Regions from separate parts of the Mus musculus genome. Here region 1 is linked to region 2. The links are chromatin loops, found by intact Hi-C in ENCODE. Cell type or tissue: heart. All regions are shown on one strand. Each heading gives the region's core, and the rest is flanking DNA. Links, peaks and the distances in the headings are about the cores only. Region 1 overlaps Mast4 (microtubule associated serine/threonine kinase family member 4). Region 2 holds the start of Gm30106 (a long non-coding RNA gene).

Region 1 (15,908 bases), core at 4,698-12,697, 48 kb after region 2:
CTTAACAATTTGTGGAAGAACCACAATTCCAGTTCTCTGTTTCAAGCGGTCAAGACCACTCTCAGACACACCTAATACAGAACATGCTATGTCATACAATATATAAATATAAAAATCAGACCAGACTCAAGTCCTCGGCAATACTCCCAGGCACTCACTCAGCTGATCCCCGTTTTGGAGCCTCTCCTGCATATATCAGAACTACGGAGGAGGATGACTGTGTGTGTGAGCAAGCAGACAAGGTGTGTTCTCCTGGTGGAGTTTACAGCACAATGGACACTGCCCTCTGGAACGAGTGCCTTACTGGACGGGGAGTTCAGCGTGTGTGATTTCATTTATGGGTGAGAGGAAGGACTTGGGGGAAGCATGGAGAAGAAAGAGAGTATTTTAAGTGCTGGGATCGTGGGGAATTGCAATAGCTGTCTCAGAAGTGGAGAGGGAAGACATGTACTAAGGACACTTAAGGCCCTCAAGGTGCTATCTGTCACACTAGTAGCTGAGAAACTGGTGTTCAGAATTAAGTACATATTTTATTTAGGAACTAAGGTATGCATTGCTATTACCTTTTCCCCCAGCATGGCTGGACCAAAAAAACAAACAGACAAAAACTTTAAAATTTGAAGAAAGAAAGGACCTCTTGGTATACGCAATCCTATGTTCTGTTAGTGCAGGGCCGTACTCTGCTTCTTTCCAGCTAGGTGGGCATCTTAGCTTCCCTGAGACTGGCTGTCTGGGGAGTGGGTCCATTCCCAGAAAGCTTCCTAAGGAAGTCTTCCTCTCACAAGGAGTGAAGTCACTTTGCTGGCACATCAGGTACAACACTTCTGGGCCTCATCTCCCAGACAGAAAGCTTCCTCGTCAGGAGAGCTGACTTGGAGCTTGTGGCTCTCATTTCTGGCCAGTACCCCAGAAGGCTGACCTGGAGAAGCCCACAGGGACCTGCTGGAGATGGAGAGCTGACTCAGCCATCAGCACAGCCTGCCTCCCAGGGCTTACCATGAAAGGAGCAGAACCTTCCACCACCATATTTAGAAAGTCTGTGTCAGCACCTCCAAAGGGCATGGCTGTCACTCTTCCCTACACCTTCCCATCTACACACAGGAAAGGCACAGGGGAGAAATCTGACCCCTCGCAGCCAAGGGAGAAGAATGTCATCAGTGCCAAGGTACAATAAATGCGCTTTTCCCCAAAAGGCATAAACACAATTAAATTCCTACAATTTATAATATTAGACCATCATTTTGGAACAAACTATCAGAGACACTTATAAACAAGCTGCCAATCACATAACCCTCTCTAGAACAATCTTTATGCGTTCTAGGGCAGAGTCATCACTAGTATGTGGTCCTGCCTCCCTAATTGTTCTCTCTTGGGTTCCGGTCCATCCATCCATCCATCCATCCATCCATCCTAGAGACCTCAGTTTCCATCAATCATTGAGCATTAACTACTGAATACCTACAATATACACCTCTCTTCCATCAACATCTGTGACAAAGACTGCTAACTGTTCTCCAAACCTGTTTGGTCCCTTTCCTGACTCCAAGTAGGCTCTATTTCATTAGGTGTGACCAGAACACTGCATTTTTTAGTAAGGGAATGTGCAACAGCTTCCACTGTGCTCCATTCTCTATGAACTTTGCAATCCATCAAGACATCCTTGAAGGTGGATGTGTTGCAGACACCACTGGTCCCTGGATGGAGCAGATCCTTTCCAAAGTCCTAGGCTGGTTGGCGGTGAACACAGCTCTTTGTATTTAAGCTGTTCCGCTCGGGTGGCTGATTTGTTCGCTAGTTAATACTTCTCTGCTTCTCGTGCATTCATCTACTCTTTAACAAACCTTTCTCCAGTTGTTTACTGCATTCCAAGTGTTGAGCAAGGCACATGGGAAATAAAAGAATCTAAATGCAGGTCACGAGGTCTACCTAAACCAGGTAATTAAAATTCTATCTAAATGATTTCACAGCAGTGCGGATGTCTGAAGTCACTGACAGGGGACAGGTGCGAGACATCAGCTTGAGTTGAAGCTATTAAATCTCTCTCTGTCCGTTAGCATCTTTCTCTGTAGTCAGAAGCAATCCTCCCCTGCGGCTGACAGTGGCGGGTGGAGGCGAGTGACACGCTTTTAGTTTAGTAGTCAAGGTTCTGCATAACGAGGCCCCAAATCAAATTAAAATTTTTGAGATGGTCTCTTATCTCCCAGGCTGGCCTAGAGATTGCTATGGAGCTGAGAACAACTCTGAATTTCTGATCCTCCTGTCTCTGCTACCAGAGTGCAGGAATGATAGGTCGCACAGTTTTATGTGGTGATGGGGATCAGATGTAGGTTTCATGTACCATGCTGCTAGGTAAGCATGCTACCAACCGAGTTATACCTTCACTGCCAGAGTCAAGTTCTAATCCTTAACAATCTCTCTCTAACAACTCTATTTCTCTTCCATTCCACCCTCCTACTAGACGATCAGCCCATGATTTTCAAAAGATTGTTATATTTATTTGAGAGAGAGAGAGAGAGAGGGAGAAGAGGGAGAGGGAGAGAGAGGGAGAGAGAGAGAGAGAGAGGGAGAGAGAGAATGTGTGTGTATGTGTGCATGTGTATCAGGAGGTGGAGAGATGTGTATATGTGAGGGTATATGGGAGGAGGTTGGGAGAAAGGTGTGTGTGTATGTGTGTGTGTGTGTGTGTGAGAGAGAGAGAGAGAGAGAGAGAGAGAGAGAGAGAGAGAGAGAGAGAGAGAGAGAGAGAATGTGTGTGTATGTGTGCATGTGTATCAGGAGGTGGAAAGATGTGTATATGTGAGGGTATATGGGAGGAGGTTGGGAGAAAGGTATGTGGGGGGGGGGGGGAAGAGGAGAAGAGTGGGAGGGAGGGAGGGAGGGAGAGAGAGGACAAACCATAACACACACAGAGGTCAAAGGACAACTCACAAGAGCCAATTCTCTCTTTCTACCCTTTGAGTCCTGGGGATCAAATTGAGGTATTCAGGCTTGACAACAAGCATCTTTATCTGCTGACCTGTCCCTTCAGGCCAGGACAGACACTGAAATAATTTCTTACTTCCTAGAGTTGCTCTTTTTTGTTTTGCTTTGTTTGGCATAGTTGATGCCAAACCTTCAGGATGTCTTGTGGTTCAGCTAAAATACACTCACTCATTCCATAAAATTTTTCTCCCCCACACTCTTCGACATTACCTTCCTCTACTACCACAGCATTTCGACTGCTTGCATTTTGAGTAGCATACTGGTTTATGAAAGACACAGAGAGGTCTGAGTACCCTGAAGAAACTCCCATATCTCATGCGTAGATCACCATACCTCGACAGCTTACAAGAGCAGTGGAATTCTCCAGATAAATAAAAAGATTTTCCTATGTTTTAGGATCTAGATGATGCTTTATAAAAATTATTACATATAACTTTCAAGTGAAAATTTGCTTTTTATAATTATAAATACAATCCTACTAGCGCACTAGAACCAAAGTTCAAAGTCATTAATTCATCTCTCTAGTCAATTTTCCCCACACATTTTTCATTCAATCTTATTTTAGAAACATGACAGAAACAAATGTGTAAAACTATGAAAATACCATCCAAAGATTTTAAGTTAGGGCTTTCAAGGCACTAGCTAGGAATGACAAAATTGTGTTCACTTGCTTAAAGAAAATAGAGCTTCAATTACTGTGATTAATATGCTGCCCTTTCCAACTGAAAGTCTACTTCAATTAAAAGACTGACTCTACTTTCTTCCTTAAGATGAAAACGAACAAGTATGTGGAGTTCTCTGGGTAATATTCTGTTAGACACATGGAGACATCGTGATACCAAAATTTAAAAATTCCATTAGAATATATAGAGCATAATACAGTAAATATTATTATTTTCTACCATGCAATCTTTACAGCAGGCTGTCCAAATGTCCCCCAACGTGTAAGTGCTGATCTTGGTTAACTGCTGATGTCACTATAAGATGTTGGGAACTTACAGGAGGCGGGGCCTAGTTGATGAGAGCAGAAGGCACACTGAGGTCCCAGCCTGCTCATTCCCCTCTGCTTCCTTACTGTCAGGGCGTGTTCAGCTTGCTTCCCACCATCACCTTCTACCTCATGCCAGGGTCGCCACAGAAGGCGTTATACAAAGCTATTCTCTGTCTCTTTTTCCTAGGAATGAGTGTAGTCCTGTCGGCAGGAAATGAAACGAAGTTCAGTCATTAATTCACTTCCATAGTTAATTAATTCTTTCTCTCAGATTCCACAGTAATGGCTTGAAACCAGGAGCCAAAATACACCTTGCCTCTTTCTAAGTTGTCCGGCACTTTTGTCACCGTGACAAAGAGAACACAGACACAGTTTTGTTTTGTTTTGTTTTTAATGAACGAGAAGAATGGAAATCAGCCTATGGGTTAGGGGTATTTATGGTCAGAGTTAGAAAAAAAAGATTTTTAAAGAATACAACTCCTTTTAATAAATACTTTATCCCATAAATTAGAGTGTCTCAAATAGTTTGTAGGGACACACATAGTGTGATATAACATAAATTAGGGAATTTTCCTGGGAATTGTAATAAATTATATCATCTTAAGAGAAGGACCAAAACTTGACAACAAAATTAATCCAAAATCATTTCTTTTCTTAAAGAAAGAAAAGAATTCTTTGAGAATTTCATCCAATATATTTTGATTACATCCGTGCCCCACTCTTTGCCCTGATTCCTCATCCAAGTTGTTTCACGCGAAAATCTCGGGAGAACTTTTCATATGGGAGTCAGGCAAGCTATAACCCAAGACCAGTGATGTTCCCGAAGATGCATTGCATGGAAGGAGCAACCCAGGGAGCAAAATCTACCAATGCCCAGGAGGGCACCAATTCGACAGGAGGTTCCCATGTGTGACATGGGTGGGCCCCGAGGACTCAAAGATAAAGCAGTCCTGACAGGCCCTGGGGTGCGCTTACCTCCAGAAGTGAAAGGTCAAGAGAGGACTACAGGGGCTGCCCGGGCTGGATGGGGTGGGACTCAGGCTCCTTGGAGTGAGACTGAAAGTTAAAATAACATCATTCCGAGTGGGAGAAATGATTGCAGTACAAATAGCACAGCTCACTGGAGGGATGAGCTCCCCTCGGGCCCAATCACCAGGACCTGATTACCAACAGCATCAGGTCATCATCTAATCACTTGCCCCTTTCGGCTCTAGAGTACAGAATAAGGAGGCAACTTCCTGCGGAAAATTGCATTTAAAAACCACGGCTGCCATTTTTCTTTGAGCCTTTTCTTTGTCACAAAGCAACTGGTCTGATATCGCCATAGCGATTTTTTTTTTTCTGTGCGTCAAAGACAATCTAATGTTATTTTCTATGGAATATACATTGACTATAAGCTTTCTACATTGGGAATCACGGATGAGTCTAGAGCAGAAGTAGAGGGAAGTGGTCATCAGACAATGTAGATAAACAGGTTAAAATCCTGACGTTTTAGAACAGCAGACATTCACATGTTCATGTAAGACAGATGTGTTCTTAAATACTGAGAGAAGCAGATCTTCCTTTTAGCAATGACCCAGGATTATTTTGTTCTTGTTGTTGTTTGCTTGTTTTTTGTTTTGTTTCATTTTTCCCTAAGCCTTAAGGGCAATGGTAACAGGGTTCATCATGCGTATATTTGTAATTAAAAAAAAAACTTCGAAAAATTATTAAGAGTGTCTATAGACTAGTTTTTATTTCAGAGAAATTTTTCTTTCCTTTTCTTTTTTTTCCCCCCAATTCAGCAATCACTGGGCCATTGTAATACTTGCTTCTCAAATTCATCCAAACCACTAAACACTTTTAGTAGCCAACTCTCAAGTATTCATCACAAGGCAGTCAGCAAGATGCATTTCTCCTTTGTGATTCTGGCCCCATGCCTATCCACTGGTAGAGAGGTAAAAACACCCACTATGCTTTTCTTTCCTTCTTGTGTGTGATAGGCACGCACGTATGTGTATGCAGGTATGCTTGCCTGTGTGTAAGCTAGAGGTTCTCTTTAGGACTTAGCCCTCCATTGCTCTCCCTGTATTTCTCTGATCTGGTGTCTCTCACCGAACCTGGGGCTTGCCATTTTGGCCCCTGGGTTGGGTTTCTCTTGTTTTCAGCCTTCTAGTTCTGGGGTTATAGGCATGCATCTCCAGGCTCGACTCCTACAAAAGTTCTGGGATCATAATTTAAGTCCTTGTGCTTATACAGAAAACAAAACAAAACAAAACAGAAAAAAAACCACTTTGCCCTCTGGACCATCTTCCTAGCACTAATATTACATCAACAATTTTATCAATAGATCTTACCAAAAGAAAAAAGAAACAGCATTGACCCTTGTCAATTCCCAATTATTTTTACATGACAAAGAACAGACTGAGAATAAGTTATTCTGCTACTAACTCTTAGGTGGAAGTGAGCAACTCTGACTCCTGTCTTAGAACCATGTGTTTCTTTTCTATTATTATCAGATATTTCCTTTATTTACATTTCAAAGGTTATCCCCTTTCCTAGTTTCCTCTCTGAAAATCCCCCTATCCTCTTCTCCCTCCCCCTGCTCTCCAACCCACCCACTCCTGCTTCCTGGCCCTGGCATTCCCCTATACTGGGGCATAGAACCTTCACAGGACCAAGGGCCTCTCCTCCCCTTGATGACCGACTAGGCCATCCTCTGCTACATATGCAGCTAGAGACATGAGTCCCATCATGTATTTTCTTTGATTGGTGGTTTAGTCCCAGGGAGCTCTGTTGGTAACTGGTTAGTTCATACTGTTGTTCCTCCTATGGGGCTTCAAACCCCTTCAGCTCCTTGGGTACTTTCTCTAGCTCCTTCATTGGGGAGCCAGTGTTCTGTCCAATGGATGACTGTGAGCATCCACTTCTGTATTTGCCAGGCACTGGCAGAGTCTCTCAGGAGACGGCTATATATCAGTAACCTGATATAGCCGTCTCCTGAGAACCATGTGTTTCTTAAAGAACACACTGACTGCCTCTCTACTGGATCATGGTTCTACATTATATCATGTGCTCTTACCTGAGAGCGAAGGGTCTAGGAATGAAGCTCTCTATATAGGAGAGGTTTCAAGCCAGCTCCACAGCACCATTGGGTGGCACAGAGAATTGGAAACAGTAGCCATATAACCTTAAAGTTCACTATTATTTGAAAAAGTTTAATATTATCTTTGTCTCCCATTGTGTGTATAATTGAGAGTTGGCTGCATGTGTCACAAACTGAAGTGTGACATTGCTCAATATATTTCCACCTATTTACTAAGGGGTTCCAATGAAGCTCGATAGCTTCTAAAACCATTCTCCAGGTTGGTTCCAGGTCTTGGCAAATTAAGGATTTGGATTCCTTCTGCCATCAGAGCACTTTGGAAGCTTGCTGTTTTTAAATGTACTGTACTTGAACTTAGCAGCTCATTGGAAACCTCTCAGGAATGCTCACAGATACATCAAGCATTTTCTCTATGCCCATCAGAGTCTTATCTGTCCTTTCCTGTCCTAAAATAGCCATGCATGGGCCCTCACGCCATGCTGTCTCCAGACAGAAGCATGTATGATGTGTGAGGTGAAGTGTTATGAAGCAGCTGTGAAATTTATAAAAACGATGACTTTATAGGGAATAGAAAGTTGTCACAAATTTCTGCATGAGATGACAATTTGTTTATTTCTAGGATTTTTGTTTATTTGATATCTCACATGTAAGAAGCAGGGATCAGAACCTGCCCCCGTGTAACTGGCAGATGCTGGACTAAATTTACAGAGCATAAAGAATGCTCCTGCAGAATCCTAGAGTGCCTAGGCAACAAACTCGCCCAAAAGGCAATTAGAATGTCTCAGGAGATAGCATTCCTAAACTATTCTAGCCTATTAGGTTAGTGAATTGAGACCTTGTCATGTGGTCTCCGAATAATTATATTACATACTTTTTTATATGCTTTTATATACTGTCAGGGTTAAAACTTCATTCTAACATTTCTACTGCTTCTCTACAGTGCCTAGAAACTGAATTTACTCAAAGGTGAGTTTTCTCATGAATGGATGCAAAGCTAGCCATGCATATTATAACTTTACATTCAAATGTAAATAAAATAATGAAAGTAAATGGTGTTGAGAAAACTTCCAGGGCATGTAAGTATAATCCTGTATTTTACTATCTCTGTTCCCTAGGTGAAAGCAACAGTCTAGATGCACGCTAACATTGACCACATAGAGGCCAGACCAAAGAGGAGCTATCTGATACCCAATCAAAATCCAGAGATGTTGGTACTCAGCTGATTTCTGTATCCTGTGTCATGAGCAACTTCATAAAAATTGTGACAACCTCTTAGCCTTTCAAGTCTAAAACAGGATATATCAATTGTATTTTATTTTTTTAAGTTACTTTAAATTGTCTCCTTGTGTTATGGACAAGATTTTAAAGATGGAGCGAGGAACATGCTTAATATGAAATAGGATCTTTGAAATTCAAAGGGAACAGGGGTCCATGGCTCAAAACCAACTCCTGTAGAAGGGTAGTGCTACGGATTCTACACCTGAAGCTGTGGCCAGGGATGAATGGAAAAGTAGAAGAACGTACAGCTCTCACTAAGATATTCCAAGAAAATTATGAAGCTTAATGCTACTGTGGGGGTCAGGTGGGAAAGTAACTAGGGCAATGGGCAAATACTAGTCCTATGTCTATTATGGAAAAACACTATACCTGACAAGAAGGACCTGAGAGTACTCCAACTTTTTATAAGCCAGCATTTTATTTGAATAAAATAAGCAGAGACTTTAAAGGGAGGACTGGTTTAAAAAGTAGTCACCAGGATGTTGTATATTAATTGACGTATTAATTTAGGAGATAATTTCTCTTGCCTCTACAAACTCAAAGGGAATGAATACTTAATTATGGACACCTAAGAGCTCTCTTCTTAAGAGAGTCCAGTATGTTATTATAGGGGATAGAAAGATTTCACCAAAAAACACATTCCCCTATCTGTGCTGTAAATGACACAGGTATTTTTATTTTCCTACCAGGCTCATATTTTACTGTTTATTCTTTAAAGTGTGTCAGCGCAGACTCACTCACAGCTTCTGCATCTTCCACTAACAGATTTAAAATAAAAATTTGCTGACACTTCCTGCATCACAGATGTCTAACTTCTGCGCCACAAATTTGATGTGGACATTTTCACGGCGCTGCATCAAATCAGAAGGCAGTGAGATGCATTAATGGGTTTGAAAAAAAAAATGAAGAAGAAAAGCAGAAAAAAAAAAACTAGCTAAGCAAACACAGACCTCAACTAGGTAAACACATTGCATGCCATGGCTGGAGACTGCAGGGAGGATTCAAAACGTTCTTCAGTTCATTAATATTCTGCTGCACTGAAGAAACGTGGGTCCCATCTAATGACCGTCACAAATAACCCTTCTCCTGCATGCCCAGCCATCCTGATGCTCTCTGTTAGTCAAGGCAGACAGGGGCCTTTCTTCAGAAACAGGCGTTATGAGCACAAACAAACAGCAAGAGAGGAGAAAGACATAGCTATACCATGGCCTACTGATGCATTCTTTCACAATGAGCTGTTAAGATGTTTCCAGAACTGAGGCACAGCAACTTTAAATATGCAGCGGCGCCTTCCTTCCCTCTGACTGCAGTGCAAGGAAAAAAAAAAAAAAAAACCCGGCTTGGTCTGGCTTTGCACATCAGCTGGAACCAAATGCCATGCATTTAAAACATGGTCCTCCACCTCACACTGCAGTGCTCTGAGGCTGTCAGTACAAACAAATGCTAAATAGCTATTGGTCCCCGGAATGAGAAAGCCAGTGTCATGCAGAAAGCATTAAAATATTAAAGGCAGACAATACTTACTCCAAGGTCAGCCCCGGAATCTGTAGTCTTTCCCGCTGGGCTTTCATGGTTGATATCTGTTACAGCGCTCTATTGTAACCATGACACACACACTCTCTGCCAGCGTCCCGGTGATGACAGAGCGCCAAAAGGAACCTCTCTAAAGGACTGGACTAACAACCTCTCAAGGGGGAGGGGGGATCCTGTAAGTTTGGGTCCTTCCACCTCCAGCAGAATCAAGAGCTGTCAGCGGCTTTCCTCAGGTTAACTGTGGTGCGCACTGCACTGATTTCGTTAAAGGAGCGAGGCTCGCAGCTCTGCATATCAAGTAATTGGTTTCTGATTTTTTTTTTTTTTTTTTTTAAAGAAAGTCGCTACACTCACAGACCCACTTTTTACCTCAGTGAAATAAAGAGTCCTTTTCACAGTGCAGACTGGAGGAAAAATATAAAGCAACAGTATCATACATAAAAGAGTTCCTCTAAGCAAAATGTCAACGACCCCCCTCCCCGTACAGCCGCCCCCTGACACCTAGGCACTGAACTTGCCACCCTAGGGAAGCTCTGTTTCTCCTCTCCTCAGAGTTACTCCTCAGCATCACTCATAGTCCACAAGCGATGAGGGACGGTGCCTGGTAGAAATAATTAGATTTTTTTTCTATATATGGCCATCAGCAGAAAGAGGAATAAACTAACTGTGCCAATTTGGGGGAAGTTGAACTATGTTTTAAAGCAGAGACTTATGTGGACGGGTGCAACCCCGGTGGTGGGAAAGTACCAACTAGGAATTGGAGAGACAGGAGCGTGTATCCTTAGTTTTGAAAAGCTGTTTTTAAGAACACCTCGGTAGACCATACTTTACAATGGTAAACCTAACATGGTAAAATCTAACATGGGTTAGAGATGGTATATATTTCACAAGCCAGAAAGTTTCATCCTGTATTTATTCAAGGAACATTTTTTTTCCCCACAGTATTCAAAACTTGGAACTAACTGCAGGGCTATTGTTGTATATGAAGAACATATCTGAGTCACTTCCTCTGATGCATTTGAAAATGTTTTAGAGTTTGGCAACCACTGGTTGGTTGAAATGAAACAGGGAAAGAGAAAAAAATCTTAAGTTTTCTTTCATCAAGAATTCTAATTTTTCAAGTACTACTAGGCTGGGCGTGTACACACACACTCGCACACACCACCGCAGGTGACATGATATGTTCGAACAGCTACATCCCGGGACTGTGAAGTCATCCTCCATCCTTATGCCAGAGCAGCAGCTAAGGCACACAGTGGCCTTGCCTAGGTTAGATGCAGCATCTTCACTCTTGCCATGGCACTGTGGTTCAGACGGGGCCCCATACAGAGGGCCAAGGAGAAAAGCCGAGGCTGATTCCCCCAATGCATCGGACTCTATCTGGCTTCCATTTGGTTTCTCCTAGAGTTACCTTCTCGGTATGAGCAACTGTTGGTAAGCCTTCTGAGCTGAGCCCAGATGAATATTCATGTACTGTCCCACAACTCTGCTCAATCCTTTATTTGCAAATTTTCTCTATGAAAATTGTTGTATTTTTAACTTCTCCATCAGGGTCAGTAGCCTTTACCTTTTAGAAGCAATAAATCCTACTGGAAGTGAAGCCATTAGATCACCCTTGTCTCTACAGGAAGGGCAATGGAAAGGCAAATAAAGTCTTTTTAATTGAGTAAAAGAAAAGAAGAAGAAATGATGAAGGCTTAGTGATCACAAAGAGATCAATTTTACTTAGAAGTGGTGATTTAAAATTATCAGTGTTATGATTAAAAAAATTTTAAATCAGCTACCTATAGCAAAAATAGTTAAACTCTGAAATTCTTTAGTTTTTATGGGAGATTCTCATTTTAGGAAATATACTTTAATCCAATCCAATAAACTTTTATACGTTGTTCTTCTCAAGTGTTTCTTCTCAAGCAATGGTCTAGGGACTGTTTTCACTAGCATGTCCTTTCAATACTTCTAATTTAATATATTAAAAATTAGACTCACCATCATGACTCTCAGATCCCAAATAACCCTTTGTCCAATGTCAGATGTGTGGTCCCTCTCCATTCTTTCTTCTGAAACCACCCAGATCCAAAGGTACAAGGATTCTTAGCTGGATTAATTTCCTATTGATCTTTCCACCATTCTTCCTAGGTATCCTCCTCGTTGTAGAGACCATAGGAAATCCAAAGTGGTCTTCCTTTCTGAAGGTTTCCATGGGTAACCTTTCTGAACAAAGCCTCTGCTAGCTTCCTTCTCATTCTCAATAAGACTTAGATACCAGGCACACTTGGGTCCAGATGAGATAGTCAAGTAGCAGTAAGAACAACAACAAAACAACTGTCTGAAGTCAGGAGCTTAAGAAAGAAGGAAGGAGAGTAGGAGGGAAGGAAGGTAGCCAGGGCCACGTTAGGGGATGCTAGAGAATGACCCTTCAGCAATGTGAAAATGTGGAAGGATCAAACACTTTGCTTTTCCTATGTGCTATATCTCACAGATAGGGAAGTGACTCTTTTATATACAGCATTCCAAAGGCTCAGAACAATACTCTTTTCTACGTGCCCATGAATCAGTGGATGTAGGCTGTGAGTCCTGCTGACTGCTGACATTACAGACAGACTTGCACTGGACATTATGTGTCTCCTGAGGCAACAATGAGACTTCTCAGTCTTACCAAAAAATGCCACGGAGCCCTGGAGAAAGCCAATCTTCTATATCAGAAGATCCATGTGCAGGACACAGAGATACAACATGTTAAATAGAATCAGGGGCAAGACCAGCAAAAGCCAATGCAAATGAGAGCTTTGCTAAAGTAATATGTTCTAAATGAATATTTTATATAGTTATTTATACACTTATTTTTAGTAAGGGGGAAAGAAATGGAAAGTTGAACCTATTAGACTAAAAGGGCTTAAGGTACTTAGCAACTAACTAATCCATTGACTTAGAGATTCATTGCTGTGAAGGCACCATGGCCATGGCATGTATTACAAAGGAAAATGTTTAATTGGGGCTCTCTTACAGGTCTAAGGTTAAGTCTATTATCATCAGGGTGGGAAGCATGGCAGCATACAGGTGCTTGAGAAGAAGCTAAGAGGTCTATATCCTGATCCTCAGGCAGCAGGGAGAGACAATGAGCCACCAGGCCTTGCTTCAGCTTCTGAAACCACTATCTCAGTGATATACCTATTCCAACAAGGCACACTTAATAGGGCCACTCCCTCTGGACCTATTCAAACCACCAGACCCATGAACTTTGTGGGTTCTGAAATCAAAGAAACTATAAATAATTAATCAGACATTTCAAAAGTAATGATATAGAACTTATACACACATAATAAGTACACATATAACATATGTGTAAATATGTGTACATATTTTAGCTCCCTTTTTGTTTCTGTGATAGAACACCCTGACAAAAGCAACTTCTAAAGGCAGAAAGGGCTTATTTGGATGCACACATCAAGGATATGCTCCATCATGGCAGAGAAGTTCAGGTGTAAGAGCTTGAATAACTGGCTATAGCACACCTACAATCAAAAGCAGAGACCTATAAATGCACATTCTTATTCAGCTTCCTTTGTCTTCTTATACAATCCGGGATTGTAGCCAGGGAATGATACCGCCCACAGTGGGCAGGCCTTTCTACCTAATAAACACAATCAAGACAGGTACACCCAGAAGCTCATCTCCTAAGTGCCTTGAGATTCCATCAGGCTGACAATTAACAATCACCATCTGATACAAAAACAAATACCCGTATCTGGGGAAAGACAATTAGTCGTCAGTATAATACCTCATAATTACCCTTAAATCCTTATCTTTCAGAGATGTACAGGAAAATAGTCACAGATAAAATAACGTAATCAAGGTGTGGTCCCAAATAAAAGGAAAAGAGAGAGGCTATAAAGTCGGTCATGGTTTACTCCTATATTTTAAGCCTCAGTGGGGGAGTAGATAAAAACTCACAGAATATCTGATATGTAAAGCTCCACACTGACCTGATCCTCCCAAAACCCTTCACTCTATGTCACTAATGTCTCATCCATCTACTTCATTCCCCTTGTACTTCTGTTACGGTTTGAATCTTAAAGAAACCCAATAGCCTGTCAGACCTCAGCCTGTAGTACTACTTGGGGTAGGGTGGAACCTTTGAGGTTAAACCTAGCAGAAAGAAGTTGGGGCATAGGCTCTACACTCTTGACGAGAACCCTCGGGCTTTCTCTCTTTCTTTGCTTCCTCGAGATTATTGGACTTGCTCTGGCGTGATGAGGGTCTCACCACAGTTACAGAATATCAGAGCTAGGTGACTATGCTTTGGACTGAAATCTTTAAAATGACAAACAAAACAAATCCTTCCTCATTGGAAGATAATTTCCTCACCACAGGAGGACAAACATGTTCCATGCTAACTGTACTCTCTGAATTTTCTTCATACCCTGCCTGGCTGTCCCATTTGGATACACAATGTTCCCATGCCTGGTGAGTCTTTCTCCTCATCTTAACAAATTTTTCTCTTCAGCACCTATAACCATTTAATCTCTTCTATATTTGATTGTCTACCTGCATGACTGGAGGCTCCTGGAACACAGGCATGATGTGTGATATGGCTCTAGTATCTCCAGGACCAAGGGCAGCTACCCTTGTATTTCCCAGAACAAGTTACAAACAAAGAAACAATTAAAAAAAAAAATGAAGGAATGGCTTTGTGTGTTGCAGAAGTTGTAGATTATAGAGGCTCATCCTAGAGTAATGTGACATGATTTTGGTGGGATAAGTACAGAGGACATTGGTTGACATTGCTTTGGAGGGCCTCAGAAAGCATAAGACAGGGTCCTTCTCTTGTTATATAAATGATGTCCAGTGACATGCATTTTTTTTTAAAAATATGTTATTTATTTATATATCATGTGTTCTGCTATTTTGCCTGCAGGTATGTCTGTGTGAGGGTGGAAGGTCCTCTGGTGCTGGAGTTGCAGAGAGCTGAGACCTGCTATGTGGGTGCTGGGAATTGAACACTGGTCTTCTGGGAGAAGAACCAGTGCTCTTAACCATTGAGCCATCTCCCTAGCCCTGATATTATTCATTTTAACAAACCCAGTGCCGTGGCTAATATTGAGGTCTTTTTATATAATCTCCTGAATAATAGTTCTCAATAAGGTTTTACAATGCCAGGGGACAGTTTTGGTTTTATGTTTCTGGATACGGAGGAAGATTTCTGTTACTGGCATCTAGTAGGTGGTCAGGATGCTGCTAAGCATCCTACAAAACAGAGATGACACCATTCTCTACAGTAAAGAACTACCCAGCCCCCAAATGCCTTTGTTGTTCTGGAAACCCCAATGAAGTAGAGACAAGGGCATCTCCCAGACACTTGGCATCAATGACCTGTTTTCAGCATCGTGACTCTGTTTCACAGCACTCTGCACAGGTGAAGAGGAGGGTGACCCTCTGATTGTTTTACATCTCATTTCACATTTCCGATTCACAGCAATCTCACTAACCTGAAGGTGTATGGAGACTTTAGTCCTGTTTTCAAGGGGAGTGGCTTTTTATAGCCAGAGCCCCAGAAGTATTTCTGAGTCACAGAAACCTAATTACTAAGGAATCCATGCCATTTCCCAAACAGCAACCCAGATAGAGAACTCTGCCAAGGAAAAGGTCTCAATATCCAGTAAAATAGGTTCCCCAGCTGCTCAGAGGGCAAAGCGGAGGAAGCTAACCCAGAAGTGATTCCAAGTACGCGCATCCGAGGCGCATGGCCAAAGAGAAGTCAAATCTAAGTAGTTTGGTGTCTCTGGTGAAATTTATGAGACAGATCTCCCAAATCTAATTCCTTTTCTCTTCTTTTCTCCTGAGGCTCAGGATGCTATAAGGAACATATAAGGTGCAAGCCGTGCGTGAAAGGGACCATCACTCTTTTCTTTTTCTTTTTTTCCAAGTTTCAGGACCTATTGATTTGTATTTTTGAACTTGTATATACACTGTGAACATTTTTGGTTTTTATCATCTCTAATAAAAGTAGCACAATTACAAGAAAACAGGTAAGTCAAGTAA
Region 2 (15,908 bases), core at 3,855-11,854:
GCAGAAGGCACACATGAGGCTTTCAGCTTTGGGTCACATAGATACATGCTAGGTACTGAACAGATGTCAATTGTACCGGTCTTTCAATAAAAGAGGTGAGTACAAACTTATCAACAGCTTTAAGCACTGAATGTTGGGGCAGAAAAAAAAATCCATTTTCCACCTTTCTCATATATGCATGATCAAACGAACGAACAACCCCCCCTCCTCCACTGGATGTTTCTGCAGGCAGGTGTTCATCAAGAGTCAATATATTTTGTTAATTATGACAGTTAAAAAAAATCCTTGCATGTACCTGCTACTCAGAACAACTCCAAGTAATGTAAATTTAGCAAAAAGGTTGAAGGGGGGAGAAAAAACAGTAGCAACAAAACTTCTTTTATTTCTTGGTTTTTACAAGTTGGAGTCCTCAGAAAAATACAAGTTGAAGTGTCAAAAAAAAAAAAAAAAAAAAAAAAAAAAAGGAGAATTTCCTTGAAGGGATTAAAGCAGAGCAGAGTATGAGTTGGCGTGGATAAAGATTTTGGTGATTTGGTGATCTGGCTGTCACTTGGGTTTGGAGCTTGCCATTATATCAATGACAACGTGCCAGATTTTGGAACATGAAAGTAAAAGATCAAGCGCGTCCAAGCCTGCTGGCGTAGTGGCAGGGTCAAGCAACCTTTCGACAGGGGTCGCTTGTCATATACTCTGCATTATCAGACATTTACCTAATGATTCATAACATAGCAAAATTACAGTTATGAAGCAGCAACAACATAAGGGTCACAGCATTAGTAAGGTTGGGAACCGCTGCTCTAGGCCACCTCAGGTCAAGCAAAGGCCCATTCGGAAACTCAGCAGCACGTGACCCAGAGGACCCATGGGCTGCAGGATGCCTGACCTCCTCCTCCCCAAGATCTTAATCCAATAGGAAGAGAAAAGGCACTAGAACAGAGGTGCTGACGGGATCCAGGCACCTCCTTCCCATTGTGAGGGGATGCTCAGTGGATGCTATCGCTGCCAATCTAGGAAGTTAAAGTTGCATCCAGAGTTTACTCTGTTCTGAGCTGAGAAGCTGGGAAGAGCCTGTCTCTGAAGTTCAGATTTGTGTTACCCAAGAAAGTACAACAGTGCTACTGAGGTGGTCTTCAGAAAGTGGGAGAAGGCAAAAAGGGGTAGGGACAGCTCTGAGCTGTAAGGCAAAGCTGTACTAGTCCAGACAACCCGTACCTCCCATGGTTGTGCCGTATTTGCTATGCAAGGATTATGGGCCAATCCTAAAGATCTATGTGGGAAGTCAATCTTGGGGTCCCTTTCCCAGAGAGCTCCAGGAGTTACAGGCCAGGCAGGACTCTGAGTTAAAAGAGAAACCTTAAACACTTTCCTGTGAGAGGAGAGACTAATAAGCCAGTGCCATACTGGACCAGCAAGGCTAATATGATGTTGGCTTATACAGTGAGTGACAGCATCTGTCATCATTCAGGTTTTTAAGGTAAGAATGAAGAAGCAGCTGATCTTTCAAAGCACAGGAGTAAAGAATGCCTTTGGAAGGGACGGACTCTTCAGGTGAGGATGGACTTGGAAAAGTCAGGATTTAGATTACTTAAGAGATATCCCTAAAAGGGAAGACAACAGGGTGAGTATAACACTCCCCATATCCTTAGGGGGAGACACAGCTGAAATGTATAGCATTTTATACATACACATGCATACCACTGCGACAAGGGCTCTGCCCTTCAGCATTCTAAATCTACATACAAGCTGAGCTCCCGCATCTGGAAACTCAAAATCCAAACTGCCAGAAAAATCATAAACTTTGAGTATGTTCAAATGTTTTGGTTTAAGAGTAGTTTCTAATTAGGGATGTTCAATCAGTGACATCTGTGCACACATGCCAAACTTTTTGTTTGTTTGTTTTTTTGGTATTTTCGAGACAGGGTTTCTCTGTGTAGCCCTGGCTGTCCTGGAACTCACTCTGTAGACCAGGCTGGCCTTGAACTCAGAAATCCGCCTGCCTCTGCCTCCCAAGTGCTGGGGTTAAAGGCGTGCGCCACCACCGCCCGGCGTCATGCCAAACTTTAAAATACCAGAAATCAAAAACTCATTGGTCCTAAGCATTCTGGATCAGGGATACTAGACCAGTAAGCAGGGAGGAAGGTTAGACAATAATTAGATGGACAGACGTGGGCAATTTCCAAATGCCACATTCCTAGAAAGGAAAAAAGAAAAGCCATTTTTCTGCTTTCTTGAACTGAAGACAGGCCCATGATTGGGAGGGAGAAACCAGCCTTCCTCAACTCTCCTCACCCAGGTTACATCAGACTTAACTGGAGTGACCAGGCTGGACCAGATGCTATCCTAACTCAGGTCTGTCCAGCCTTACACTTCAGACTCGTTCAATAGGACCAGCAACAGGTGGGCGGGGACCAGGAGAAAAGGTTCCACCTGCTTTTCAGGACCAGACACACAGGTAGTGGCAGGGCTTCCTTATCTCTCCAAGAACTGGCTCCAGGTAAGGGGACAGTTGTGCCACAGCCAGACCTGCCCTGCTGGGAAATAGCAAATGCTCGAATCAAACAGGACAGATGAGAACTTTAGTAGTTAGTACTGCAAGACACAACGGCCTGTTCATAGAGCCCTTGCATTGCTCCTCAACTTTATCTGTTATGTTGAAAACCTGGGACCATGGACCATGGAGGACACAGTGTAAAGAGACAGGAGAGGGCCAATACCAAGAGGTTATCTGAACAAGAAAAATAGCCACATGCTTGATGAATCCTATGTGCTTTAGGCATGAGCACTGTTCAAATTGCATTAATGATATGATTTTAAAGCCTTCCAGATCTCTCTCTCTCTCTCTCACTCTCTCATACACACACACACACACACACACACACACACACACACACACACACACACACCTGCGTGTGTGGACATGTGATTTGTGGATGTACATATATGAAGGAGTACTCTAAAGTGCAAGAAATAACATAGCAAATTTGGAAAAAAAAATGACCAAGTTTCTGAAAGTATTTCACATTTGCATTTGCACTATACATAGCTACAGGTACTACTGCACAGAAAGAACCATTTTCTTGTATTCTCTAAACAGCAGAGCACAGAGATTACAAAGTTCCAAATCTGATAGTTGGCATCCTGTTTATTCGACTGGGCTGTTTCAAGCATGTTTGCATGTGCAAGCCAAGCCAAATTTTAATTTAAACAAACAAACAAACAAGAATCTGTACTTTTTCAGAGAGCGTAGTTCTTGAAACCCACACTAATGCTACTTTTTGCTTTGGACAGAAACGGGGATGAGGCATGTCTCCTTTCAATCTTTCGGCTCACCAGCTGTCTGCAAATGCATCCTGATCTCCCTCTCACTTGCAATGTCAGCCCTACCTCAACTCTCAACAAACTGTACCCCACCCACATCTGTTGTCATATATATATATATATATATATATATATATACATACACACACACACACAAATATATATATACACATATACATATATATACACATATATAAACATATACTACATATATACATATATGATATATCTCATATTACATATACACTTATAATGTATATATCATATATTATATGTACATGTATAATATGTTTTATATAACACACACATATTATAAATGAAAGGCTGGCTTTATATTAGTAATAAATGTCAGCCAAACGACAAAAAAGTCAAAATGCCAAAGTTGTACAGATCTTTAAAAGCAGTCACTGAGAATCATGCTCGCTTGGGTTATCTCTGCAACACAGATTCGCATCTTATAAGTGGTAGATGGACTATCTAACATAGGGGGAGCCTCTGGAAGGCTCTATAAGGAATGGAAGGCTCTGTAAGGAATGCCGTAGGCCCAGGTCTGGGTGTATGAAATGATAAAAATACAAGTAGATAAAGGGACAGAGACAAAAGCCCCTTTGCCAGGCAGGGCTCAAGGCAATGCCTGAACATCCACACTGCAAAAGAATTCCGAGCCCCGCACTCATGGAACCCCTAAGAAGCTCCACCAAGGAGAGGAACTACAGAAACAGAGACCCCCTGGCAAGGCACAAACTTTTCAAACTGCCACCAACAAACAAAATCCCAGACGCAACCGGGCAACCGGGCTCCGGCAGCCCCCAGCCTCTGATAGAGAGAGCACTCCCTGCTCCAGGGCAAGGTCCCGCGTTTTTACCTTTGTGTGCGCCGAAGCCTGTTCCCACTCCTCAAATGAGGCAAAGTAAAGTTTGAGAGCACAGTCCAGAAATTGGGGTCAGACATATCCATTTCTTTCTTTCTTTCTTTCTTCAATTCACCGTGAGTTCAAGGCCATGGGATCAAAACGGAGATGGGGAGAAAAAAAAAATAAAGGAAAAAAAATCCCAATTATCTACTCACTCCCTTCAGAGAAAACGTGCGGTGAACTATGGTCTCAGGAACAACTCGGAGACTGACTGAGAATTACCCTTCCCGTGCTGGCCTTTAATTAATGCACAGCCATCTGAAAGGTTCGGGAAACTTACTTCCTCTTGTGTTTGCCCTCTCCTAGGAAGCCTTGGCCAGCTATAAACAGTAATTACAAGAGTTTAGCCTGCGTTCTGCTCAAAATGCTGTCTCCGTGTGATTCAGTCCAAGGTACTTTGTCATCTGTTTGGCAGATACCATCTGCAGCTCCTGGAGGGGTGGGGTGGTAGGAGGAGGACTATTTTAAGTCTATGGTTCCGGGAGGCTGTTGCTTATCAGCAAACCCATTCACATCCGAACATGCCCAGTACGAAGCTTCCTTTTGGCGTCTACATACAAGGAAAAGAATTTGAACGCAAAAGCTGCTCTTGCCCTCCCCTTCTGGGGGGAAAAAAAAAACCCAACACCATGGAAACTTGAAAGCACTTTTAGAAAATTGACCTATGGGAGGACTTGAATCTGACACCTTTCTGTAGGATCCAGTTGGAAGTAGGGTGGCAGGGCCCTGGCTCAGCCCCTCCAGCTGGGTCTCGGGGAAAGAGAGCGGCTCCCTGGTGTACTCTGCCCAGGAGCAGGCGCAGGGCTGGAGCATCCTCGCAGTTCCCCCCCATCCCAGGGTCTGAAATGGATCGGTCCCTCAAAAATAAATAAATAAGTCCAGCTGCCGCACCGGAACACTAGTGTGTGCTGTGCACACCTGAAAGCTTGGGTGATTCACCATAGGACGAGGCACAATTGTGGCGCTCGGAGGGAAGTCCCTGATGACTCCGGAGGTGACGCTACCTGTTGTCTGGGAGAAGCATGCACACGCCAAGCCACCACACTCACCAGAAAACCTCAATGACACAAAATTCACGAGTTTACATCCATTTGACCGATGACTACAGCGCACACCTGTTTGGCCTCATGGATTCGAGAGATGGATCTAGTTAATGATCACCTATGACGTGTAAATGGACTACTTGGCACTGATTTAGCAACATGAATTCCTTTCCCTCCCAGTATGTTAAGAGTTTGATGGAGTAGAATACAGGAAAAGGATGAATCTGATTGTTACTCACTGAGGAAAAAGACACACACACAAAAAAAAAAAAAAAAAAAAAAAAAAAGCGTGGTATTTAAATAACGCCCCAAGTCACAAACGTTTATTCAAAAGTATATAAAGAAAAACATTAGAATTTAAGTCAGTTACTTCTAATTTAATATTATATCGTATATTATTCAGTCTTATGGTCCACAGAAATAGTTTCTCACCCAAAGACTCCAAAAGGGTTTGATGATATTCCTCAGACAAGGCACTCATACATGCAATCCCATTTTCTTCTAGAGTCTCTTCAGATCTTTGAGACTCATAGAGATAAAAGAAAATCATAGAGCCCACCCAATCTTACATAGGGGAGACTGAGGCTTTGAGCAATAAGTGGCAAGAACAACACCCCAACATTTACCAAGATCCTAAAAGCTTCGGTTGGCTGCCTCTGCCTTCTCAAATAGTCATCCCTCACCGGCTTTTGGCGTTTTAATGTTTTGAGGCACAGCCACCTCTGCCTTGACAGCTTCAAGCATACTAAGACTAAAAACATATAAAGTCAGGTATGGTGGTGCACGCATGTATGCTCAGCACTCAGAGAAAGCAGAGACGAGCCACTGCCTGGGTTCTAGGGCCATCCGCTCTACATAGCAAGACCCTGGTTCAAGAATACAAAACCAAAGAAATAACAGTAACAACAACAAACCCGGCAAATAAAATTGTGTGACTAGTGAACATGGATGGGTGGGCTCTTTTCTTGTTCCCCAAACAATATGTTATAGCATCCATTGCCTCAGGATACAGGTTTTATTTTATATCGAAGAGTACGTAGAGATGGTTTGCCACATGTGGGAGTATGCAGAGTCCACACGCACACATTCTGTCTTATAAAATTTTTGTTAGAAAATTTTAATGTTCTTTATTTTATTTTTTATTTGTTGCTGTTGTTGTTTTTTGTTTTTTTTTTTTTTTTTTTTTTTTTTTGAGACAGGGTTTCTCTGTGTAGCCTTGGCTGTCCTAGAACTCACACTGTAGACCAGGCTGGCCTTGAACTCAGAAATCCGCCTGCCTCTGCCTGGATTAAAGTGCACCACCATGTGCTCCGTGTGCTTACAGGTACCCCCTAGTGGCCCAAGGAAGTCATCCTGTCTCCTGAAACTGAGATTACACACAGTTGTGAACCACTAAATGTGAGTGCTGGGAACTCAGTCTACAAGTGTTCTAGACTGCTGAGCCATCTCTCTAGCCCCATGTCTAGGAGGCTTGAACATCACTGGTCTCTGGAATCTCAAAAGATCCCAGATTGTAAGATCCTCATGAATACCCAGAGATGTCTGGCCACTCTCAATGGTATAAAGTACACTCTGAGAAGTGTAAAGAAACCCATGCAATCGTTGAGTTTCTCTCTAGTGATTGTGTAGCCTGGGCCATCCTTTGGTTTGCAGGCTTCCTTGTACTTTGGAAAATGTTTGGCAACATCCCAGACTCTTTCCATTAGATAGCAGAGGTGCCAATCAAAAATGTCTGCAGACACTGCCAATGCCTTCTTGTTGGGAGTCACTGTTCTAGATCATGTCTCCCTCTGAGAAAGGAGTCATATTGTCTTTGATTCTGGCCTCAACACTTAATCTAACCTTAAGCAAGTTATTTAATCTCTGCCTATTTTCCCTAATTATAATATTGGTCCATAACAGAACCAACCTCTGGGAGTTGGCATATGAAAATGAAAATGAGATGACCCATCTAAAACCTCTCAGTACATGTAATGTCTGTACTGAGTCAGTGCTGACAATATGAAGAATCTAAAAGAACATTTCACTCAATGATGTCATCCTGGAGAGAAAGGGCAGTCCAGCATGTTCCGTACCCTCCAGTGCTCTGAAAGAGGGTCTTCCTAGATAGCAGCCACGTGGTATTTACTTGGCTGCTTACTGCTGCCTTCCCTGTGAGACTGTTTCTCAGGGCAAAGGCCAGATTATACTGTATTCTGTATTTCCAGAACTGAATAGGCTCAGACTTACACAGACATTTTTAAAGATGCTTGCTGAATAGTCATTTCCACTAAGCGTCTACTCTTTCTCTTATGAGACACAAGATTGAGCAGTATGAAGACATCCATCAATACCCTCACAGAACCCTAAATTCTCAGTATTCTTACAACAATGTTATTAAATTCTGAAGGCTTTCTCTTACAACTCTTTGTCACCAAGGATATCAGTACAAACATTTCTTAGGTCCTAGCATGACTTCAGGAAATATCACAGGCAAACACAAGGAAAACTCCCCTTTGAGTACCCTCTCTACATCCCATAGACAAACCAAAGATTTCCTGAGCTTGTTGAGGAAGAGGGGTGCCATAGAAGAGCAATCAAGGTTGTGAGAGAGGATTTGAAATTGTGCTAGAAAAATCTTGAATTCAGGTATCTACCCCATGAAAGAAGAGAGCAGTTGAGGGATAAGAAATAGCTGACTAGCTGACCAGGAATATTAGAAAGACTGTATGCGACTAGGGTTGCAGCCACAGAGGGAAAAGGTGTGGGAAGGGGAGTCAAGTTTCCAAGAGGAGTGCTTAGTCATATACACAGAGGGTGAAGATATATACATAGGGCGAGAATTCTGCTCTGAATGGGCTTAAGTAAGACCTGATGTCTTTACTTCCCAACTCTCCTCCATAATCTTTCTAAAAAGTTCATTTAGTTGGCATTGCCTATAAGCATGGCAGCAACTTAAATGGGTCCACTGATATAATCAACCCTTTACTTTTCCCTCTTCACCACCTCTGCTTTCCATTTTCAGGAATATCTGAAACCTTCCGATGCTAATAGCTAATGTCAAAGACTTTTTACAATTATGTGATCTAAAAGTATGAATGTGCATATATGGGTGCAGGTACTCAAAGAGTCCAGAAGAGGGCTCTGGATACCCAGGATCTGAAATCACAGATCACTATGAGTAACCCAACATTCGTGCTGGGAACCAAATTCTGGTCCTCTGAAAGAGTGGTACACGCTCTTAAGTGCTACCTCCAAATTCTGGTCCTCTGAAAGAGTGGTACTTGCTCTTAAGTGCTGCCTGCCACCTCCCAGACCCCAACACTAATTTTAACTAAATATATTGGATTATTTTCCCTGAAAAGGTTTGGGAAGATCTGAATTTACCCACACTGAAAAGGTAAGACTAGGTAAAGTACACACACAGCTAGCGATATATTAGCTAATACAGAGCAAGTACTTGATAGATTCCCACACTCCCTGATGATAAGAGTGGGTGTGACACTCAAGTGTAACCTGTCTTCTAACCTGTATGACTTGATTTAGTAACCTATGATTCAGAAGGCAAGGCAGTCGGTAAACATGGGATTGAATTTGTCAGAATTACTGACATTTCCTTACAGACAAAATAATTATATAGAGAGGAGAGGAAGCACAGTTGAGTTGCAGTTGCCATAAAGCTGATGAACTGAGAAGAAACTGAGCCTTTGAAGGCCTTAGAACATAGCTGGTCTTGGCCAACACACAGACACTCAGCAAGATGTTCTACTTATTGGACAGCCACTAAGCCAATACAACAGTGGATATAGTCTGGGATCCAGACTGCTCATTCATTTATCAATATGTCAATATCAGTCACTGCTTCTCCAAGGAAGGCAAGTGGGATGGGAAGATAGGTTTGTCACCCAACTGGGAGGGTAGCTCTGGAAAAAAAATGGTAGAAAACAGAAGGTCTAATCCTTTGCAACTCATTCCCCTCATATGTTTCGTAATGTCCTTTTTACAGATCTTTTACTCTCCCTCCAGATGCCCCATGCCCAAACAGAATAGTATTAAAAAGCTAATATCTATGGACAGATTTGTGTGTACTATATAGAGATTAATTTCTCTGGGCCAAGTTGTTAGGACTGGGTAGCTTTCAACTCCCTGTTTAAGAATCTGTGTCTGTGTATCTACATCCAGGGAGGATGCAGAGTTTCCATGAAGACTCTACCTGATCCTGGCCTAGTGGCAATTCTGCTGTAAACTCTCTTGATTCATTCCTACCCCTGTGTTCAGCACCTAAAAATGAACGAGTATTGCTCAAGGTGGTTCACATCTGTAAGTCCATTAGGTCGGCTTCTAAACTCTTTCCTGAACTTAAGGAAAAAGGTCTGATATGCACACTGACTTTTCTAAATGAGAAAGTCTACAAAAATAGAACCAAAGAGGGGTCAAAATAAAATGTAGGAAAAAATGTAGAAAGAAAATAGAAAGGATGCTATATACAGGAGGAAGAACAAAAAACACAATGAACAGTTGGAAGACAGAAACTCTCTTATGTTATTAAACAAATGGATGCTTACAATACTCAACTGTAAGAAAGATAAACAAGTTAATTTTATATCCAGCTACTGCACAGAAGCAGAAGTTGGCCTAGTCGGCCATCACTGGGAAGAGAGGCCCTTTGGTCTTGCAAACTTTATATGCCCCAGTATAGGGGTACGCCAGGGCCAAGAAGTGGGAGTGGGTGGTTAGGGGAGCAGGGTGGGGGGGGACTTCTGGACAGCATTTGAAATGTAAATAAAGAAAATATCTAATAAAAAATATATATAAAAGAAATGTACTTGAGCAGATGACTCACTGTTAGAAATTCAAAGCTACCTTTCTTATGCTCATATGTATGTAATACCATATTTTTGTGCTGGAACTATTGCACTTCTTTTTACAAAGAGAAGACAAACAAGAATAAAAATTGTATGGACAATTCACCAGATTTTGGGGGTATTTTTCAAAATATCGTCGAAGATACTTTATGTCTGTAATAGATCCATATCTTCTTTCTTCAGGGAAGAGTAGGCAACCTAGTTGGTTAAACTTTATTCTCATGTATGATTTTGATGATTAAAAAGAAAAATAAGAAAGATAAACAATAAAGAACTGGTAGGGATACATCTAAATGGAGAAACCCATAGCAGACAATAATCAGGTTGTATCACCCTAGGAAAAGGTGTGTGTGGGGGTGGGTGGGGGGTGGGGGTGGGGGTGGGGAAGTATCATAAAGTAAGATGCAGAGTTCTAAAATTATTGGGTAAGACAAAGAGTCAATTTCTCTTTCCTAATAGTCCGTCAGAGAGCTATATAATCCTCATGGTTGGCGTGAAGAACATGTTCTAAATGGTGACGGGAGAACGGAGATGGGACAAAAAATGGGAGGAGAATGCAATGTGTCCCACAGACATTCTGATCTTAGGAGAAGCAGAAGAGCAGAAAGATAGGAGAAAGTAAGTATCACCCATGAACCTAAGAGAATGGGCAGAGATGGGGAATGAGGACTTCTACTCAAAGTAGCCTCTTGACATGTGTGATGGATAAGCATGGTGGGTCAGGCCTGGAGAGCAGGCAGAGAAGCACTTCTAGGAAGGAAACCCTTGCAGTTCTCTGCTCTGTCAATCAGAGGACGGTCCTGTGAAAAAGACCACAAATGAGATGGATAGAGCATCCTCTGCCCCCCAGAGGAGAGCAAGGACATAGAAAAGGAGGTAGAAGGAGGCTATTGGGCGATCCATAGCTGAGAGGTGTGATCTGAACGAGAATGGCTTCCATAGGCTCCTATATTTAAACCGTTGGTACCCAGTTGGGAGAATTGTGTGGGAAGGATTAGGAGGTGTGGCCTTGCTGGAGGATATGTCACTGGGGTCAGGCTTAAAGGTTCCAAGAGCCCTCTTCTGTCTCTTGTTTGTGGATCAGATGTAAGTTCTCACTACAGTTCCAGCACACTTTGCCTGCCTGCCTGCCTGCTGCCATGCTCCTTGCCATGATGGTCATAGACTCTAACCGTCTGGAACACTGAGCCCCCAAATCATCTGCTTCCATTTATAAGCTGCCTTGGCGACAGTATCTTTTCACAGCAATAGAAAACTAAGACAGATAGGCTTCTCGACTTTAAAACAGCTGTCTGGAATATACATCAGCAAATCGAAATCACACAGACCTCTAACAGGCGACCAAAAGAATCACGGAACAGAGGGCAACTCTCTGAGGTCAATGACCTCTTCTCATACACAGGAAGGCTCACACACACAGCGAGACCAGACCTTCCCTGCCTCGAGACGGAACCCGGCAGCCATTTGCTCTAGGCAGTCTTTGTGTAAGCCTGACACCCACGGTCGGTTAGGTAAATCTCTCTCCTGGGCTCTATCCCAGACAGCACCCGAAAAGGCTTCAGTCACTATCAATATCCAGATTTGGTTCAGATCAGTTCTCCTTCAAGAAGAGCTCCTTGCAGGCCGGGGCTGTGTCGCTTTCATCTTTAGATCTTTAATACCATCACTGAGCTGAATGTTAAAACAAGGGAGACGAGGAAGGGAAGACAGAGAGGTGACTGAAGGTGAAGAATGGGAAGCGTCGGGCTCAGCAAGGGTAAGAAGACAGCGAGGATGAGCTTTCTCACAGGGAAAGAGGCAACAGCAGCACAGTGACTGCCAGAGCCTGACACCCTGAACAACGGACGACACTACTCTTGTTTTAAAAAGCATTGCCTGCCTGCTCTTATTTGAGCTTCACAGATCCATAAGTCCATTCCATTATTTATGTGTACTGTACCCACTATGAACATCTATTACCTCAGACTCTGAAATGTCACAAAGGAGGGGGCCTATGCCTATGCATTTAATTATGAGCCGGTGGAGGTGTAGGATCAGTTATGGATGAGATGCTAAGTGCTTCTTTGGTCATCAGTGAACCCTAGTCAGTAAGGAATACATCTCAGTGTGGAGTTAACTTCAAGGACATGGTGCTACTTGATCCAGAAGCCTGGGTCCAAGGTACATCATTTCTCATTCAGTTCCCGAGAATGAATTACAGTGCAATTATAAAAAGTGACAATTTGGTTGAGGCAGGTCAGTGTGGTTATATTTAGCCCTTTAGAGCTGACACCAAGGCCTTTTCTGTAATGTAAGATTATGGTTAATTTATCAGTTCATCTTTTCCTGAGTATTTTTCCAGGTCAGATAACCATGGGTATAGAGAATTATCCCATTAAAATGAGAGGAATTATCCATTAAAAGGAGTTTCGGTCAAAGTACCAAAAAGAAACATGCAGACAGAGGTAGAGATGGCGTTTCTGCAATAAGCAGACTTTTCCTCTATTGTTAAAGCTGATTCACACTGTCACAAAGCAAGAGAACATGTCAGTGAAGACATGGAAGGTAGCCAAGCAGTTTTCAAGCAGGCTTCAGATGAGTTTCTATTAAGTCACATCATTTTTATGCCAGTAGAAGCTTTTGAAGAAATATTAACTCATGGGGGAGGGATAAGCAGAATGCCAGTCATGAATAGCTATCACAGAAATATGGTTAAAAATATCAAATATCATTTTTACATAATTGGAAAAGATTAAAAAGTGATAGTATCCAATGTCTGCAAGGGCACAGGGAGACAAGTACTCTGTACCAATGTTCTAGAAGCAATTTGGAAGATGAAAATACACATTTGTATATGGATACACAACATTTATTGATAAATCAGCCTGCCTCCCTCTTAGGCTTGAAAACCCCTTAGACTCATGGGTGTGAATGCTTGGCACACAGGGAGTGACACCATTAGTAGGTGTGACCTTGTTAGAATAGGTGTGGCCTTGTTGGAGGAAATGTGTCATTGTGGGGGTGGGCTTTGAGAACCTTAATGGTTCTACCTTTAAGCTCTACCCAGGGTAGAACTGTCTTTTCTTGGCTGCCAGGATGTAGAACTCTTGGCTCCTTCTCCAGTACTGTGTCTGCCTGGATGCTGCCATGCTTCCTGCCATGATGATAATGAACTGAATCTCTGAAATTTTATGCCAGTCCCAATTAAATGTTGTCCCATTGCCTTGGTCATGCAATTTCTTTACAGCAATAAAACCCAAACTAAGATACCATCTTATAACAAAGACAAACAAGGTCCATTCCTGGTTATAATTAAACCTCCTGAGAAGGCTAGGCTAACTTCATGACAGGGTTCAAATTGGCAGAGAATGAGGCCTAAATCTCCATTGCCAAGAACTGGGCAAGTCCAGGCAAGTCCAGGCCTCAGAAGCTGCCCTGCCACCTGGTCTGAGACAAGGACAATGGGTCAGCAGCAGTTTCCAGACCTCCCCAGCAAGTTTCCAGCCCCCATGGCCTGGTAATGAAATGTCCTCAGAGGTGGAGCAAGACAAAGGTCACCACCTACCCTGGAATCCCCTGACAAGCTTTAAATCAGGCCTGCAAGCTCACTTGGTTGTCTCTCTATCTTGGTAATGAGGGACCCCAGCATGCTCTTCTTCTGCAGAATAAAAGCCTTTGCATTTACATACTATTTGAGTCAGGGGTATCATTCTTCATTGAATCACAGACCCTTACACTTTGTTTCTCAAGGACTGAGTTACGCCTCCACCTGTAACCTTAACTACAAATAGTTCTGTTTGAATAGTCCTGAGAAATGGCAGCCATGATGTTGTTTTTAAAAGGTTGTTATGACCACCCATTGTCATGACCATTTTATTATGACTACCTTGTTATGACCACCTTGCAACCATGTCTCTGTTTCACAAGAGGCTGTAATGATCCACTTTTTACTTTCTGCTTCTGTAGCCCCACCTATTGGTCTGTCAAATTCCCCATTTGGAAACCCTCTACCCACAATCTGTAAAAGCCCTTATCTTGCCTATGTCCAATGCTTCCTTAGGGGGAGGCAGCCCATGTACATAAATTAAAAAGTTTGCTTTAATTGCTTGTTTTAATTAACTTGGCTGTGATGATTTGTGCCGTGGTCTTTCTCCTCACATCTTTAAAATTAACAATATTTAGGTCTAATAAATATATGTGTGAACTATAATGCACAAGAAGATCTTAAGGTATGGAAATCAATTCAGAACTGCTTATAATAGTGTGTGTGTGTGTGTGTGTGTGTGTGTGTGTGTGTGTGTGTGTGTCAGGAGTGGGGTGGGTGTGGCAGGGGAGGCAGGATTCTAAAGGTTCAAAAAAAGAAAAAAGGCAATTTTTTTGGTCCCAAAGAATTGATCAGAAACTGGAACTTAACAAGTATAGACCAGAACTGCAGCCTGGATAATAAATTCCAGAGCTGTCTCTAACCCCAAGATAAGCTGTGAATATGGTAGATGTTGAGAAACATTCAGAGGATGTGATTGCAGTCAGGGGTCCAGGCTACCCACATGGCTCTTAGGTGCAATTATTACAATAGCAACAGAGGCTTATGCCAGATGCTAATGCACTCAGAAAAACGATGGGGACAAAGCCCAAGAACGCAAAGAATGCAGCTAGAGAGATCTGGATGTGGGGAGAGATTCCAAGCTAGCAGGGTCAGCTCAGTCCTAGCAGGGTCAGTTCAGTTGGTGGGGGGGGGGGGAGTGGATAATTGGGTATCTAACCAGTAAAACTGTAAGAGAGTGAATGTATAAGGCTCCAAGCCTTTACTTAGCTCATCATAAGTGGCTATAGTAGCCAAAGGAAGCAAACACACTGTTTTTACAACATGGGAAAAATGAGACTTGTCCTTGCAATTATATGAAACAGAAGCTCTATGACTGCTTAAACCGTTCTCTCAAAAATAAAGATAAAACATCTTAGTGAACATGTTTGAGATTATGGTTAATACTTTTATTATTTAAACATTTTTACGTTTTAATAAAGAGTATTATTATCTGGTTTCATGTAGACTGTGTGTGTGTGTGTGTGTGTGTGTGTGTGTGTGTATACCCAAGGGTGACACTGAGCTTCTCATCCTCCTGCCTCTACATCCCTACAGCTAAGATCGCAGGCATAAGTCACCACACCCAGTGGTTCATGAGGTCCAGATCAAGCCCAGGAGTTCTTATACGATAACTGAGCACACCACCAACTCAGTGGCTCCAGTTTTTAAGTTAGTTACTTTGACTTGAAAAAAAAAAAAGTCAAAATTCAGTTTCCAAAATCAACACATTTGGCAGTTTTGTTCTCATGACTGTGAAGGTTCAGGCTAATCAGAAAGTGAGGCTGTTCTGAAGAGTTTACAAAATTAAGAAAGAACACACACTCTCGGACATTTTCATAAGATGTGATTGATGGTTTTTGACACACAAAATAAGATGCACGTGTAAAAGCTCTATGAGCCTTGAAAGTAAATACTAAGCCTGCTTTTCAAAAGAAGTCATATTCCTATTCCCAGGAATTTTATAATATAAAAAAAGAAAGAAAATAAAAATATCTCCGTCTTCCAGGCATAAATCCTTACCTGTCTGAGGCAACTGGGCAAATGGGTATTTTTGAAGCCGAATAGGTTATAAATCTGCACAGTGCTTTGTTTTATGTTGAATATATGCATTGGCTATTTGCAGGGTGGTAGAGCCCTGCATTTATGCAAACTGTTTTGAATTCTAAGCCTGCTTCCCCACATTCCATATTTTCTTCTTTCACTGTTTAAGAACAGAAGAAAGCCAC

The links. A loop is a pair of places that touch in the nucleus more often than their neighbours do. Peaks named below come from ENCODE experiments on the same cell type or tissue, not always from the same donor. Only the 100,000 strongest peaks of a DNase experiment are listed, where the experiment ranks them.
Region 1: it touches region 2 in a loop (2.1-fold over the local background); 2 of 42 quality-filtered maps call a loop at or near these places.

Annotation. Positions count from the first base shown.
Region 1 is chr13:102,948,178-102,964,085 of GRCm38, forward strand. The region is part of intron 4 of Mast4 (microtubule associated serine/threonine kinase family member 4); the gene reads right to left. Gm30106 (a long non-coding RNA gene) reads left to right here. Exons shown (of 4, transcript XR_382843.4): 4 at 8,174-8,337. Among named protein-coding and RNA genes, the nearest start is that of Gm30106, 48 kb to the left of the region's middle. In heart, for the core only: no CTCF peak of the experiment used is centred there; no DNase peak of the experiment used is centred there; H3K4me3 peaks cover 2,512 bases; H3K27ac peaks cover 5,274 bases.
Region 2 is chr13:102,901,466-102,917,373 of GRCm38, forward strand. All of the region lies in intron 4 of Mast4 (microtubule associated serine/threonine kinase family member 4), which reads right to left. Gm30106 (a long non-coding RNA gene) reads left to right here and starts at 6,337. Exons shown (of 4, transcript XR_382843.4): 1 at 6,337-12,278. In heart, for the core only: CTCF peaks have their summits at 4,854, 5,102, 6,651 (motif pointing left) and 8,391 (motif pointing right); a DNase peak (open chromatin) is centred at 4,906; H3K4me3 peaks cover 1,654 bases; H3K27ac peaks cover 1,590 bases.